2 separate regions of the Homo sapiens genome follow, and region 1 is linked to region 2. Evidence: chromatin loops called from intact Hi-C (ENCODE). Cell type or tissue: CD4-positive, alpha-beta T cell. All regions are shown on one strand.

Region 1 (8,000 bases), 1.3 Mb before region 2:
GCTACTCATGGCTATACTCCTCACTGTATCTAGCACAGTAATTTGCATACAGTAGGTGTTCAAGTGTTGTTTATTGGTCAGCTGAGAGACTTTCTGACCTTCTGATTTTTCTTTCCCTCTTCTAGATGATTTGAAGTATGTAGGAAAGCCCACCTCTCACTCCTACTGCACACATCTTCTGGCTATGCACCATCATGTTCCAAAATCTATACTTGCTGCTGTCGTCCTCCCCACCCCATTCTATCTGCTGTCTATGACCCTCTGTAGCACAGCTGTTTAACTAGGAATTTTTGCATGATTTTTAATTCTCTATCTTATATTGTATTTTATTCTAATTTTTAAAATATACATGTTTATTAGGCATATTTTAGGGGAAAAAACATTAAAAAGAAAACTTACCTGTAGTCTTCATTTCCTCTTTAAAGCACATTTTCACATATCCTGAAGGTGTCCCTCTTTCTGTGGGCTGTGTCAACGACTTTTTCTTTCCAGTGGATCTCTCTTTTCTGAAAAGCCTGGGCTATTACTACAGATTGAGAAGGGGATTTGAGGGAAACAGAAAATCCAAAGGCTGTTTTTTAAGAACAAAACTTGTTCTGCTACTTACCCCAACCTATCAAAAATTAAACAAATATGAAACTAATAGTATAACTTTGACCAAGCACAGTCATAGGGAACAGACATTTGGGCAACAGCATTCTAAGGAACTCAATGTCTTTTTCCTGGCTTTCAGAATCCACTTAGTACAACAAGTAGATAATTAAGAAAATGTAGGGATAATAAACATAATAATGATAATAAAGCAGACATATATTACTTCCTCTATGCTGGGCACTGTTATAAACAGTTACATTCATTGACTTTTTTAGCCTCACAACAGCCCTATGAGGTAGGTATTGCTATTGCTGCCATTTTACAAATGAGGAAAATGAATCACAGAGAGGTTAAGTAACTGGCCCCAGGTCACACAGCTATTATAATAAGTGGTGGAGTTGGGATTTGAACCTAATCAGGCTCCAGAGCCCATCTTCTCAACCACTAACTGCAAATTAACTAGCGTTGTGTGAACAATTATAACATTTTAGTCATGTAAAGACCTTAAGTATCACTGCACTTACGCCTTTGATCAAGGTCTCAAATATTCTGGAGTGTTTTCTTGGAAAATAAACCCACAGCTAAGCCTCAATCAGACATTTGTTTCACTCATAATTACCACGGTCCAGAGCTTTATCTGTCAAAGTGTATATGCAGCCAGACTGAAAAGTGAGGATTTACTTTGAGAAAATACTTCTTTTACTCCTGGAGTTGGTTGTTCTCTCAAATTCATTTAGGCAACAAATTTGTTGAGCAACTACTATGTGCCAGGTACTATTCTGGGTTCTTGGTCCAAAAGATCAGTGAACTGTGTTGTTTACCCACCATGGGAGAACCCAGCTTCTACTGGATCCATGGTTATGAATGGACAAGAAAGGTAGTGATGAGTTGCATATTGATAGTCAAGAAAAATGCTATGTGACATATGAGCATGGCTCTAAAACTAGCACCCTATATAACTAACTATGGGATATCTAAAGAACAAGAAACCCAAAGGCTATGAGGGTGGAGCAAGCCTTTTTTGTCTTACTGCCAATGAGAGGAGCCACAGATATTACCACTGCTACAGCTCATCATCCATCCAGAGCCTCTGTCTCCTGGCACCCTGAGTTGTGTGAGGTTGGGCCCTGATCCCATCTGCTGATTTGCTTAACCATCTCTTCCTTCTAGCACCACCACTTTCTAGCTTCAATACTCCTACAATAAATATGTTCTGAAATTCACCTGGGTATTAAATCCTGTCACTGAAATAGCTAAATAGTACAATCAGTGAACAAAACGGCAAAGATCTCCGCTCTTGTGGGACTTACGTTCAAATGGGGGAGGTAGGCAATAAATAACACTAAACATGATGTAAAAAGTAAACGATACAGTATGCTGAAAGGTGATTAAGGGCTATTGAGAATAAAGGTAGAGCAGGTAATGGAGATTAAGAGTGCTAAGGTGGAGAAGGGGAAGCGTGCAATTATAAATAGAGTGTCAGGGTAGGGCTCACTGAAAGGGTGGTATTTGAGCAAAAACTTGAAGGAGGCAAGGAACTTACATGTGAGGTATCTGGAGCAGAGCATTCTAGGCAAAGAGAAAAGCTCAGAGGAAAGCCCAAAGGTGAGAACACACCTGCTGAGTGAAGGAAGGAGGCCGAGGCCAGTGGGATTGCAAGAAGGAGAGTGGTGAGACATAAGGGGAGAGACATAATGAGATCATGGTGGGACTCCTCGATCTTGTAAGGACTGGCTCTGGCTCTAAATGAAATGGGAACCATTACAGACTTTTGGACAGAGAAATGAGACCCAATGTTAACAGGATCACTCAGGCTGCTGCATTGAGAATGGATAGCAGGGGATGAAGAAAGAACCAAGGAGCCCAGTAAGATGATGATGTCTTCAACCAGGGCAGTAGTAGAAGTGATCAGATTATGGCTACATTTTGAAAAGAGTGTGTTTCAGTCACCACAGGTAGTTAAGCTGCAGTAGCAAGAGGCTCCCAAATCTCAACAGCTTACAACACTTCATGTCCAGGGAGGGCTGACTATGACTCTGCTCCTTGTTGATATGGCTCTGGGTCCAGGCTGGTAGAGCAGCCTCCATCTGGAACATCTTAAGCTATTGTGACAGAGGGAGAAAGGAGACATGGAAACTACATGCTAGCTCTTAAAGCACCCACCAGAAATGATGTCTATCAATTCTGCTCACATTTCTTCAGCTACAGCAAGTTGTATGGCCACTCCTATTTTCAACAGAGTGGGGATATTTAATACTCCTGCAGGGAGAGGCACAGCAGGAGGAAAAATTAGATTATTTGGGGAAAAGTAATACTATCTATTATCAGCCATTCAGAGCCAACAGAATTTCCTGATAGATTGAATGTGAGGTATAAGTGAAAAAAAGCATCAAGAAAGACTTGAAAATCTTGGCCTGAGCAACCACAAAAATGGAGCAACCATCAACCCAAATGGTAAAGCTGTCAGTGAAAAAGTTTATAGTGGTAGATCAGGAGCTCACTTTTCGACATGTTCAGGTCAAACTGCCTATCAGACATTCAAGTGGAGACGTCAAGTGGGAAGCTGGATAATATAGTGTGGATTTCAGGTCAGATACCTAGACTGGAGGCATAAATTTGGAAAACATCATCACATGGTTGGCATTTAAAGCCCTAAGCCAGGTGCGATCACTGAGAGTAAGTGTAGACAGAGAAAGTAGAAGACCAAAGGCTGAGCTGAGCCAAGCCAACAGGAGGAGTTAAGGAAAAAGACAAGGAATTCACCGGGGGAAACTGAGACTGAGAAGGATTCAGCAGTGAAGAAACCCAAGACAGTGTTACGAAGACCAAGTGAAGAAGTCTCATCAAAGGAGCAGCAAGGGAACCAATTATGTCATATCTGCTGGAGACTGAGAACTTTACCATTGGATTTAGCAATTTAGAAGTCATTTGGTGACCTCGAGAAGAGTAGTTTCCATGGGGTGGCAGGAGTGAAAGCCTAGATAATACGAGTTTAACAGAGAATAGGGAAGAATTAAAGTCAGAAAGTATAAGCCACATTTTGAGTTTTGCTACAAAAAGAGGCATAGAAATGGGGCTAGCAGAGGAAGTGGGGTCAAAGAATGTTTTATTCTTTTTTAAGATTGGATGCAAATAGCATAGAAATAAATGTTAATTAGAATAGGCCCAGGAATGTGTGAAAATTTATACAAGAAAAAGAGGAAAGACTTGCTGGTGTGCTACCCTTAACGAACAGAAGTTGATGGGAGGATGTAGTTTTAGACAGGAGCACAGTTAGATAGACCACCCAGGTACAGACAGGAAGGATGCAAATGCCAAGTCATTTGTAGAAGTTGGGAGCAGGTGGGGACCATGTGGAGGCTCTCTTCTTATTGCTTTCCTTTGTTTAGTAAAGTGGGAAACAAGATCATCAGCTGACAGTGAGGATGGGGAAGAGGAGTTGGAGATTTGAGGCAAGGAAAAGGTGTGAGTGAAATGGTCACCAAGGATAAAAATCAGTGATGGCCTCTGGGGGTGGTGGTGCAGGAATTGGCTGGGAAGTGATTTAAAGGAACTTTCCGGGGTGATGGTCGTGTCCTATATCTTGCTGGGGTATGGGTTACATGATGAATGCATTTGTCAAGTCACCAAACTACACACTTACAATCTGTGCATTTCACTGAGAATAAATTACACCTCAATTCAAATGGAAGGAGAAAGAGGAGGGAAGGGTAAAGGAGGAGGAGGAGTAAAGTCACCCAGGAAAGTGGAAGAGTGAATAGAGAAGTGTGGCATTAAAGGCCCACTTGAGGTTTATGGCCATTAATTCAATTGACATCAGGGTGGTGGTGTGTTAACTCACCTGCCACAATCAACTGCACAGGTGTCAGGCAGAGTTGAATTTATCCAGGGTTTTGCTAGACAGTTACTGTGAATCAAAAGCAGTAGGTAAAGGAGTGTTTGTAATGACTGACTACAGCGACTGTAGTTTTAAAAATAGGGCTTTATTGTGCGTGACTGTGGGTCAAATCCACTAACAGGTAGAAATAGATGTCAAGGCTATCACAGTAGCAACACTTATGTATTTAAAGGAAATATACTTCCTTGTTGACCTGACTTGTAATCAGCATCACTGATGCTTTTAATCACCTCTGATTGCATCTCATTCTGTTAAATGTATTCACGTGCTCTTTGGAGCATTCTTACTCTAAGGAAAAGGAACTCCTTTGGGAGGACAGGCAGAAATACATGATTTATACATGAAATACAGCCACGTTTTTCTGCTACTAACCATGGAGGCCAATTACCCACTTAGCCTTCCTTGGTTTCAGGTAGTAAAACCTGCTATTGCCATCAAAGGACTGCCTCATGGGTGAAGTGATTAATGTCCCAGGAGATACGATTCCTGAAGCACAATCAAGTTCCTCCCTCCTGAATACATCCTTTCTTACCTAAAGTCTTGGCTAATGTCCGAATGACACCAGAATGACAGTCTTAAGGCTTAAGGTTTTAATCATAAATTAAAGTTCAAGTGATCTTGTTATCAATCAATTATACTTTCTCCTTGAATTTATCCCATCCTACTTTCTGCACTCCCACCCTCTCCCCACACAATGTTTTGACAGAAGTGTGAGGATTTGAGAAGTTCCCCAGACAAAGAGCTCTGTCTCAGGACCTCATGGTGCTCTTCTGTCTTCCAAGAGTCCCACTCACAGCCCCACTGCTCCTCAACTCAAATCCCAGGAAGTGAGACGCCCACAAGTTACTGATGCTTCTCTGCAGACACAATCACTGACCTTCCCTTTTGCTACCTTGACTCTACAATCCAGCTTCCGCAATCCACCTACACCAGCCTGTTTGGGACAACTTCCTTACCGAAGGGTCAAGGTAATTTTAAAAGAAAACAAGGAAAAGTTAAGCTAAGTGCTAGATTTGGCTTTCTTCAGAATCCTAAGACAACAAGCACTGGAGATGTTAACTCTTCACAACAGGGTTCCTGCTTGGACTCAGAAGCAACCTGTTGTAACCTGACTCCAATCTCCTCACACCCACAGCTCACCCTCAAAGAGACCCTTGCTTCTAGTTTTCAGGAGGAAAACCTCCACCACCTTCTGGAAATTTGTGCCTCTCACCCAGGAGGATCCATCCTCTACCTAGAATGCATCTACCCTCCCCCATTAGATCATGTCCCCTTACCTGGGCCTTTCATCAGGGGCTTCAGTAAGACCATCAACCACATCTGTTGATGCCGCCGTGCACTTCTGAACAATCAGAGATTGGGAGAGGAGGGGCTGTCCAGGGCAAGCATCTAGCCCTCCAGCCAACCTCCTGCTGAGAACTCACCTGAAAGCTGAGAGCACTCTCCAATTTAGTTAACACCTGTTGATCTAAAGAGGGACCCATTACACCAAGTCCTTCCACACGTTCTTCAGGGGCTAACGTTAATTTTCACAGACAGTTGAAACCCATAATGAGGAAGAAAATATTTACTCAAGTTGTTGAAATTTTTCCTTCCATAGAGTCAGGAAGTCACATTCATGCACAGATGCTGTTTCTTTCTTGTCCTTTCTTTCACATTCTTTTTTTTCTCTTTTTTCTTTTTTTTTGAGACTGAGTCTTGCTCTATCACTCAGGCTCGAGTGCAGTGGGTCGATCTTGGCTCACCACAACCTCCATCCCCTAGGTTCAAGCCATTCTCCTGCCTCAGCCCCTCAAGTATCTGGGATTACAGGCACATGCCATCACACCCGGCTAGTTTTTGTATTTTTTTTTTTTTTAGTAGAGATGGGGTTTCACCATGTTGGCCAGCTGGTCTTGAACTCCTGACCTCAAGTGATCTACTCGCCTTGGCCTCCCAAGGTGCTGGGATGACAGGCACAAGCCACCATGCCCAGCCTTTTCTTTCACATTCTTGATGGTATCTCCTTTGTGAAAAAGAAAAGCTTTGAGACAAGTGAGTGTTGAGGGTTTGTTGTTAGTCTTGTAAACCCAAGAGCATCTTAGACAAGTCTCAATCAATTTAGAAAGTTTATTTTGCTAAGGTTAAGGACATGCGTATGACACAGCCTCAGGAGGTCCTGACAACATATGCCCAAGGTAGTTGGGATATAGCTTGCTTCTATACATTTTAGGGAGACATAATAATACATTAGTCAATACATGTAAGGTTTACATTGGTTCCAGCTGGAAAGGGTGGGGGCCTTCCAGGTCACAGGTATTCTGAGTGACAGTTGGTTGAAGGAGTTATCATTAGTAGAAAGGAAGGTCTGGGTTATAATAAGGGATTGTGGAGACCTAGGTTTTATCATGCAAATGAAGCCTCCTAAAGCCAAGTAGCAGGCTTTAGAGAGAATAGACTGCACGTGTGTCTTATCAGACTCAAGGTCTGTGTTGATGATAATGCTGGAGGGGTATAATGAAGCATGTTCGACCCCCACTTCCTGTCATGGCCTGAACCAGTCTTTCAGGTTAAATGTTAGAGTGCCCTGGCTGGAAGGCAGTCCATTCAGATGGTTGCAGGAGGCCTTGGAATTGTATTTTTGGTTTACAGTCTGCTCAGCTCTCATCTCGGGTAAAGCAAGGCAGTGGTCTAGCTGGGTATTTTCCACACTGATGATGTTTAAGTGCAGGGTGATGTTATATCCCAGGTATTCTTTCCTTCCCTCCTTATGTGAATCGCCCCTCACACTTAAAGGATAAGGAGAGAGACAAGTGGCCAGGGGAGGGTTCATGGCCTAGCAACATGGAGGAGGCATGAACTCAGGCTGATAACTGTGATGGCACGAAGCACGCGGTAGGGGCGCAGGTAGATGAGGAAACCAGTGGCAAATAGAGCCGAGTCATGAATGAACCAACAACCGTGCTACTCCTAGGCCTTTGGCAATATAATTGCCTTCATTGTTCTGAGGCCTAGCTGTCTTATTCCACTTGGGCCACTACAATAAAATATCATGTACTAGGTGGCTTACAAACAACAGAAATTTACTTCTCACAGTTCCGGAGTCTGGAAGTCCAAGATCAGGGCACCAGCAGATTCAGTGTCTGGTTAGGGCCTGCTTCCTGGTTCACAGATGGCAACTTCTCCCTATGTCCTCATGTGGTAGAAGTCTCAGCTCTCTGAGATTTCTTTGATGAGGGCACTTATGCTTCCCAAAGGCCCCATCTCCTGATGCCATCACCTTGGGGCTTAGGATTTCAACACATGAATTCCAGGGGAGCAGGGGGACACATTCTGACCATGGTACCAGCTTTGTCAGATTCCTGGCCATGAGCTGCCAGAAGGCTTTCACAGAAATAAAACATTGAAATCTGAGTCTTGCAATAATGTTCTGCTTCTGAGTAACATAAAAAATTTAGGGCCAGGCGCGGTGGCTCATGCCTATAATCCCAGCACTTTGGGAGGCCAAGGCAGGTGGATCACCTGAGGT
Region 2 (8,000 bases):
TTCTTTAGTCTCTATTTCTTCAGTCACAGAACCTTAAAAACCAACAGATTCCATTAGGTAAAATTGACCTATCAGAATTCATTTGTTGCAAGTATACATGTTAATGCCTTCGGTTGAACTAAAGTTAAATGTGAGAGAGGTGAATATTTCATCTCTTCCTTAAGACGAGGTATTTCCTCAGAAGTCAGCCTGGGAAGAAATTCCTGGCGCAGCCTCATCTCAACCAGAACTGCTTGGTGAGCCTTCTCTCGCTGTGGCCTTGCCCGTCATTCCCGCGCGGTGGCCCACCTAACTGCAGGGCTGAGGAGGTTGTTCCTAAAAAGACTTGCCCACAGTCGGGATTCCATGAGGGCTAAGGAGTCTTCACTGGGCACAGCGAGGCTTGCAAGTCCTGACAGGAAGTGTGGAGGATTACTCAGTCACAGAAAACCTTGAAACAGCTAATCAGCCTTTAATTAGATTCAGTGAACCTGAATGAAGCTAAGATCCCAGGGCTTGAGGCAGCTGACGTACTCTGCCAAAGCTCTGAAAGGACAGAAGGGAGCGGACTGCCTACAACGCCCTCAGGCAGCGAGGAAGTGGCAAAACCCTCCCTGACAGAACCCTTGTCAACCCCCTTTGTATTGTCTCAGAGTGACCCCAGACAGAGGGCTCATTGGCACCTGGAGAGAACCCCAATGGACTTACCATTTGGCTTCTCTTATAACCAACTCTCCCAGTTCTTCCCCTAACAGGAAGACCCATCCAGCCTGCAGTGGCCTGGGCCTGAGGTTATCCTGGCATCTTCCACCTCAGAATCTGCCTTGGCGTGCTCTAATTACAGAGACTGAGGTAGATGGAGCTCGCAGGGCATTTAGGAGAGAGGAGGAGAGGAGACTCAGGTCCATTGATTGTTCTTATAATCCCTGCAACAATCTAAAAATACATTGCAACATTTATAGGTAAGTGTTAAAATGTACCAAATTTTACAGTTGTTGATAAATGTGTAAAAGCTGTGTCATTTCTTTCTTTCTTTCTTTTTCTTTGAGATGGAGTCCCACTCTGTCGCCCAGGCTGGAGTGCAGTGGCGCGATCCCGGCTCACTGCAAGCTCCGCCTCCCAGGTTCACGCCATTCTCCTGCCCCAGCCTCCCGAGTAGCTGGAACTACAGGCACACGCTACCATGCCCGGCTAATTTTTTTGTATTTTTTTAGTAGAAACGGGGTTTCACCGTGTTAGCCAGGATGGTCTTGATCTCCTGACCTCGTGATCTGCCTGCCTCGGCCTCCCGAAGTGCTGGGATTACAGGCGTGAGCCAGCGCGCCCGGCCAAAAGCTGTGTCATTTCTAAGCAAAAATTAACCAGTCTTACAGTGTGAGACCCAGCTAGGACTTTAGAGATAATTATAGTTCTCTTTGTCCTTGAGAAAAAATGAAAATCTAGAGAGTTAAATGACTCAGCTAAAGCCACACATTAGTCCACGGCCACCTCACTGTAACAGCCCACAGTGGACGCCATGTTTCTTTTGTTGTTTGGCGTGGTAGCTTTGTGGCATAGTCACACTAGCACTCTTGAAGATTTCAGTGAATCTGGGGGAATGGGAATGTTTTGTAAGAGAATAAGTTGTACTAAATAATTTAATCCCCTCATCAACCTGTGAGGTAGACACTAAATTATTCTCATTTTATAAATGAGGAAACTGAGGCACAAAGAAGTTAAGTAACTTGCCTATCATCACACAGATATCAACATTTCTTTTAATTCCCCCGAGATGAACTGAAATAGCAAGAAAGCAGGGGAAGTAGAGTAGTAAAGATCAGGTTGTTGGGGGCCAGTCTCAGGTATCAAATGGCAGAACCAATCCTCCCAGGGACCTTCCCTTCCATCACGCTGAACTGTGCCAGGAAAAATTGTGAAAATCTTTGAAATGAACAAAAATATTACTTGGTATCTTATGTAGTATATCTTTCCTGTTTATTTCTGTGTTTGAGCTACTTTACAACTCTGTACTCTTAGAATACTGATAGTAGTACAAACGACTCTTGTCCATGGAAATGCCAGTCGTGTCCTGTAGAGATGCAGTTCATTATTGCCATATAGATATTGATAGATACAGATACCAGCCAATTGATTTCAGCATTTCTGATGGCCTATACATGTGTGTTTTTTAAAAACTTCTCCTTTGAACTGGTCATAACATTCTCTTGTTTCTCTCATTAATGAACAAATTGAATAGAATCTTTGGTATATATTTGCTTTATATTTGTATAAGAGTCATGATTTTGCCTTTAAAAATATTAACCCTTAACATCTGCTTGGCATTCCTAAGTGTGCCTGTGTGGTGTATGTGGTTTCTCCTGCATGGAATGTTTTGCCTACTTTATCTAGATCAAGGATCAGCACTCTACAACCCACAGGTCCATGCTGGCCACTGCCTGCTTTTATGGGGCCTGCAAACTAAGAACGGCTTTTACATTTTTAGATATTAAGAAAAATTTTAAAAAATAGTATTTTGTGACATATAGCAATGATATGAAATACAAATTTTTGCACTCACAAATAGTTTAATTAGAACTGTCCAATTGATTATCTACATATTGTCTACAGCTGCCTTGTTTATGCTACAATGGCAGAGTTGAGTAGTTGTGAGAGACCATACCACCTGCAAAGCCAAAAACTCCTACTAGCTGACACTTTACAGAAAAATTTGTTAAGCAATGATCTACTTCATGCTGCTAGAGTCTCAGTATCACCTCCAGGTCATTTTCTCTACTCCTCCATTCTGGGCTGTGTTTCCATTTCCTGATGCATGTAATCCCCCGTGTGTGTGTCTACTTTAGCAGTTGCCATCCCTGCTGTGTGGCTGACTCTCTCCTTATACCTCCACATCTAGTCTGTAAAGCCTTCAAGGACATGGGTTTTGTCTTATTTACCCTTCCATCCCCAATGCCTAAGATAGTGACTGGCACGTAATTTGCACTCAAAATTTGTTGAATAAATGCTTCTTATCCTGTACTGGGTAACAAGGGCATTTGCATAGCATGGTATTCCGAACAAGTATTTAACAACTGGCTAGCTATCAACCTTATTTTTAAGATAAGATGACAGAAATCAGTTTTTATCTTAATCCCCAGAAATGAAATGATACAGCAAGGAAGTGTTCGGGTAGAGGCAGTGAAGACAAGCTTGCTGGGGCTTGGCAAGAGTGGCTGTGCTCTGAGAAGGTGGAATGTGCCTGGATGAGAGCACATGTTTAAAACATCTTAAGGAGACTGCCCAGTTCTAACCAGTGTCCAACCTGGGCAGAGATCGGAACAGCTTCTGGGAGTAGCTTTCTCATTGTTTTTCACCTGCCTACTTATCTGTGGGTTTCAGAGTCCCTTCTGCTTGTCTTTCCATCTCCATTAATTCTTTGGTTTTTCTGCTTTGCCCTTCTTGTCATGTCAAGAAACTTTCACCTTGGTCTTGTGGCTTCCTGTATCACTCAGTGTGTCTTACCCAAGCACGTCTCCGGAGGCCAGTTCTGCTTTCTCAGGCAGCTCTTTGTGCTGCTCCAAATTTTCACTTCCGGAAGGTATCATTGGTGAGGAAAGCCAAGGGGTCACGTCACATTCAGTAATCAATATGGGATTTAGGTGATTAAAATAGCTTAGAGAATGAAAATATGGTTAGGAACAAGATTTTCAGAAAACTCTAAGCACTCTTTCAGAACTAAGCATTGTACGATTACAACTGCTCCCCAAATTGGCATCAGTTCTTTTCTGAATCTGTTGATTCTCTTCCTCAGTCTTCAGGTGTGCTTCTCTGCCTTGTCCTGCTACAGGATTTGTCATCACTTGGATGATCTAGGAATTCAGGTCCCAGACTTGAAATCATGTGGAGTCTTATATCTCCTCCGCCTACCATAGGCCTAAGCACAAATGTCAGTTCCTCAAAGGCAGTGACCTTCTGTTTCCTTTGCAACCCTCCCACATCTGGCATATTATAGAAGCTACAGGAGGTATTGGCATTGATAAGATCATATTTCCATTTCCCACATGTTATGGGTTGAATTGTGTACTGTACCCCTCCCTCTAAATTCATATGTGGAAGTCCTAATTCCTAGTACCTCAGAGTGTGAACTTATCTAAGAAGGGGGTCATTGTAGATGTAATTAAAGTTAAGATGAGGTCATACTGGAGTGGGGTGGGCCCCTAATCCAATATGACTCGTATCCCCTTTCACATACAAAAAGGGAAATTTGGAAATACAGAGACGTGTATATAAGAAAAACACCACGTGAAGACTAGAGTTCTGCTGCCACAAGCCCAGGAACCAGAAGCTAGGAGAGAGGCCTGGAACAGCTCTTTTTCCAGCACCTTCAGAGGAAGCATGGCCCTGCTGGCACCTTGATCTTGGACTTCTAGCCTCCAAAACTGTGAGAAGATAAAATTCTATTTTTTTTTTTTTTTTTTATTGAGACAGTCTTGCTCTGTTGCCCAGGCTGGAGTGCAGTGCCATGATCTCGACTCACTGTAACCTCCGCCACCTGAGTTCAAGAAATTCTCCTGCCTCAGCCTCTCGAGTAGCTGGGACTACCAGCGTGCGCCACCAGGCCCGGCTAATTTTTTTGTATTTTTAGTAGAGACGGTTTTGCCACATTGGCCGGGCTGGTCTTGAACTCCTGACCTCAGGTGATCCACCTGCCTCAGCCTCCCAAAGTGCTGGGATTACAGGCGTGAGCCACCGTGCCTGGGAAAGTTCTATTGTTTAAACTACTCGGTTCATGGTACTTTGTTACAGAAGTCCTTGCACCCATCTTTCTTCTTCCTAACCCCAGTACTGGGATTGTGGGTCTGTTATCACTTAGAAGCCATTGCCATTTGAGTTTGTTGAACTTTTGCTTTTCCAAACTAAATGTTTCCCCTTGTATTAGTTCCCTCTTGCTGCTGTAACAAAACTACCGCAAACTTGGTGACTGAAAACAACACAAATTTATTATCTTACAGTTAAGAAGTCAGAAGTTTGGAATCAGTCTCACTAAGCTAAAGCCAAGGGTTGGCAGGTCTGGTTCCTTCTGGAGGCTCTGAGGGGAGAATCCATTCTCTTGCCTTTTTCAGCTTCCAGAAGCTTCTGTGGCTCCTTCTTTGTGTCACACAAACCTCTTGCTTCCATTGTCATGTCTCTTGTTACTAAGGTGGATTCTCCTGCCTTCCTTTTACAGGGACCACTGTGACTTTATTGTGCCCACTAGGATCATCCAGGATATCCGTCTCTATATTCTTAATCACATTTTTGAAGTCACTATTGCCATGTCATATATTCACAGGTTCCAGGGATTAATTAGGCTATGCACATCTTGGTGGGGGGCATTATTCTTTCTGCTCTACCCTCTTTCCATCTATTTCCTTTCCAAATTTCATTCATTTTCCAGGGTCCTCTTCTAGGATTCCTCTATTTCAGCCCACAGTGGCATCTGTCTTTGTAATTATAGTCTATAGACCACCACAGGGCTTGGTCCTAGATCTCTAATTGTTGGGTATGAAGTCACCTGGTCCGCCACATGCCCTGAAGGGAAGGTGCCTGAAGTGCAGAGATCATTGTTTTCATTCTTCCATCTCTCTTGAAATCTGTGACATTAGCTATGGGCCCAAAGATGTAAAAAATTGCTTGATGGAAGGATTTGCTTTTTTTTGGAGTAACTAGATGCAGAGGGGTAAATCTAGACCTCTAGATTTGCCCTCTCTTCCTCCTTTGTCCACGTGCTATGGAAGTAAGACTGAGCTTGGCTAAACAGAGTAGAGAGCCAAGATCCCTAGTCATTGTCTACCCATGAGCAAGCTCTCCTGAATACAACTGGTTAAGCGGTTAGGCATGACTTTCATATTCTTACTGTGTCCTTCCCATCTCTATGGAAAATAATTATCATGACACAACCCTGACAACCTCTAACCAGTCCCAACAAGGTTTAGGGGACTTTATGAAACAACCTATAAGAAGAGAGAAAGTCAAGGAAGTCTTGGCTCTGCCTTCTGAAGCATCTGGCAGCTTCACGACCATCAGAGCTTAGATGATTCTTGAAAGCTGGCTGCCCTCGTGCCATGCTCTATATGCAAAAATCCAAAGAGAAAGATATGGGTCTCTGCTCTTCTACAAAAGTGGGTCCAAGCCTAGGTAGTCAGCTCCAAACCTGCATAGCCAGGAACAGCCATGTCTTTCCTTTTCATAGCTTTTGGACTAGGGGGCTCCTGGCCTTTAAAAACAATAGGCTTGTTTTTCATTTTTAAATATTAGTCTTTTACAACTGGACAGACTTATAGGCCTACTCTCTTCTCATTTTGGATATCCGACTTTCACTTAGTTTAGATTTAAGGAGAAATAATTTAAAGAAAGAGCTTGTATTCTGGAGTCAGACACACTTGAGTTCATAGACTAGGTCTCTTCTACAGCTGTGTAATCTTTGGAAATAAAAGCAACGCCACCTCACAGGATTGGTGAGAACATTAGATGGGAATGATGTACACATTGCCTTGTATAATACTTGGAATTTAATGGGCAGTGAAGTTGGGTTATCTTCTTCTTCCTCCTCATTTTAATCCAGAAATTCCTTGCTAAATGAAGAGCATTAAATGCTGGAAACACATATAAAGTAGGAAAACACAAGGATTGTTTGTATTTGGGGGACAGGATGTGAAAGAATGTAAAATAATTTGCAAAGGATTATGTCTTAGGCTGCTTGGACTGTCATAACAATACCACAGACTGGGTGGCTGAAACAACAGAAGTTTATTTTCTTACAGTTCTGGAGGCTACATATTCCAGAGCAAGCTGCCAGCCAACTCAATTCCTGGCAAGGATTCCCTTTCTGGTTTGCAGATGACCACCTTCTCTCTGTCCTCACATGGCAGAGAGAGAGAGAGAGAAAGAAAGAGAGAACAAGCTCTGTGTTGTCTCTTACTATAAAGACACTACTCCTATCAGATCAGGACCTCACTGTTATAATTTCATTTAGCCTTAGTTACCTCCAGAAAGACCCCGTCTGTAAACACAGTGACACTGGGAGTTGGGGCTTCAACATATGAATTTGGGGTGGAGGGTGACACAAATATCCAGTCCATACAGATTTCAAGGTCATGTTTACACTTGAAATTTTCTTTCATTTCAGATTTTATCTTGGGCATTTTAATTGCATTAAGATTGAGAAGAATGCTTCTTTCCCTACTTCTGCCTTTTTGGACTGTGGTGGCATCAGCCAGTGCTATGGCCTTTCCCCACAGCAGTGGAGATGAGTGGAGTCTTCTCACAGGTCCCCAGTGCATCTGCCCAGTGAGAGTTCCTGTAGTTCACTGCAGATGAAATGGGCTTCTCATGCTACCTCAGTTACCAGAATCGCCCTCTTTAGAGTCTCCTCCCCTCCAAAGATGATGTGGTCTCTCCACATATCATGCCCTCCCTGTTTCTTATCCTAAGTCAGTTGTTCATTGAGTGCATCAAGATGCCAGTTGCTGCTACATTTTTCATTGCTTATTCTGATATCTCTGTATCTCCACTCAATGCAGCAATGCTTTACTCTGAAAAAGCATTTGGTCACAGTGTTTCTATGCAAAGCTGCTGCATGCCTATATTTTTATTCATAGTATCCGATGGCATTGTATAAAACGGTGTGTTTTCTTTTTAAGGGACTGAGAACATTTTTTTCCCCCAGAGAAAATAGAAAAGAACAGGTCTGAAGGGGAAACCACAAACAGGGGCGACAAAAGCAGGCACTAAGGGAAAGACATCTCATTTGCCTTGGTGGTCTGGGGAAGTTTTTGTCAAAGGAATTGCTTTAAAAATGCTGAATTTGTGGAAAAATGGTTGCATGCATACCCCAGTGAGACTTATATAAAAAGAATCTGGGAATGGTTGCATTCTCTCCTTAATTCACTCCAGCAATATTTATTGATTATCAACTGTGAGCCTATACAGTGTCTGGTACATATGAGGCACTCAGCAAGTATCCTCAAAAGAAGAAGAGAATACACAAGTCTTAGGGATTTGTT

The links. A loop is a pair of places that touch in the nucleus more often than their neighbours do. Peaks named below come from ENCODE experiments on the same cell type or tissue, not always from the same donor. Only the 100,000 strongest peaks of a DNase experiment are listed, where the experiment ranks them.
Region 1: it touches region 2 in a loop (4-fold over the local background); 3 of 110 quality-filtered maps call a loop at or near these places.

What each region holds. Positions count from the first base shown.
Region 1 is chr7:106,801,835-106,809,834 of GRCh38, forward strand. All of the region lies in intron 1 of LINC02577 (long intergenic non-protein coding RNA 2577), which reads left to right. Among named protein-coding and RNA genes, the nearest start is that of LINC02577, 31 kb to the left of the region's middle. In CD4-positive, alpha-beta T cell, no CTCF peak of the experiment used is centred here; no DNase peak of the experiment used is centred here.
Region 2 is chr7:108,132,337-108,140,336 of GRCh38, forward strand. No RefSeq gene overlaps it. Among named protein-coding and RNA genes, the nearest start is that of LAMB4, 6.0 kb to the left of the region's middle. In CD4-positive, alpha-beta T cell, no CTCF peak of the experiment used is centred here; a DNase peak (open chromatin) is centred at 3,495.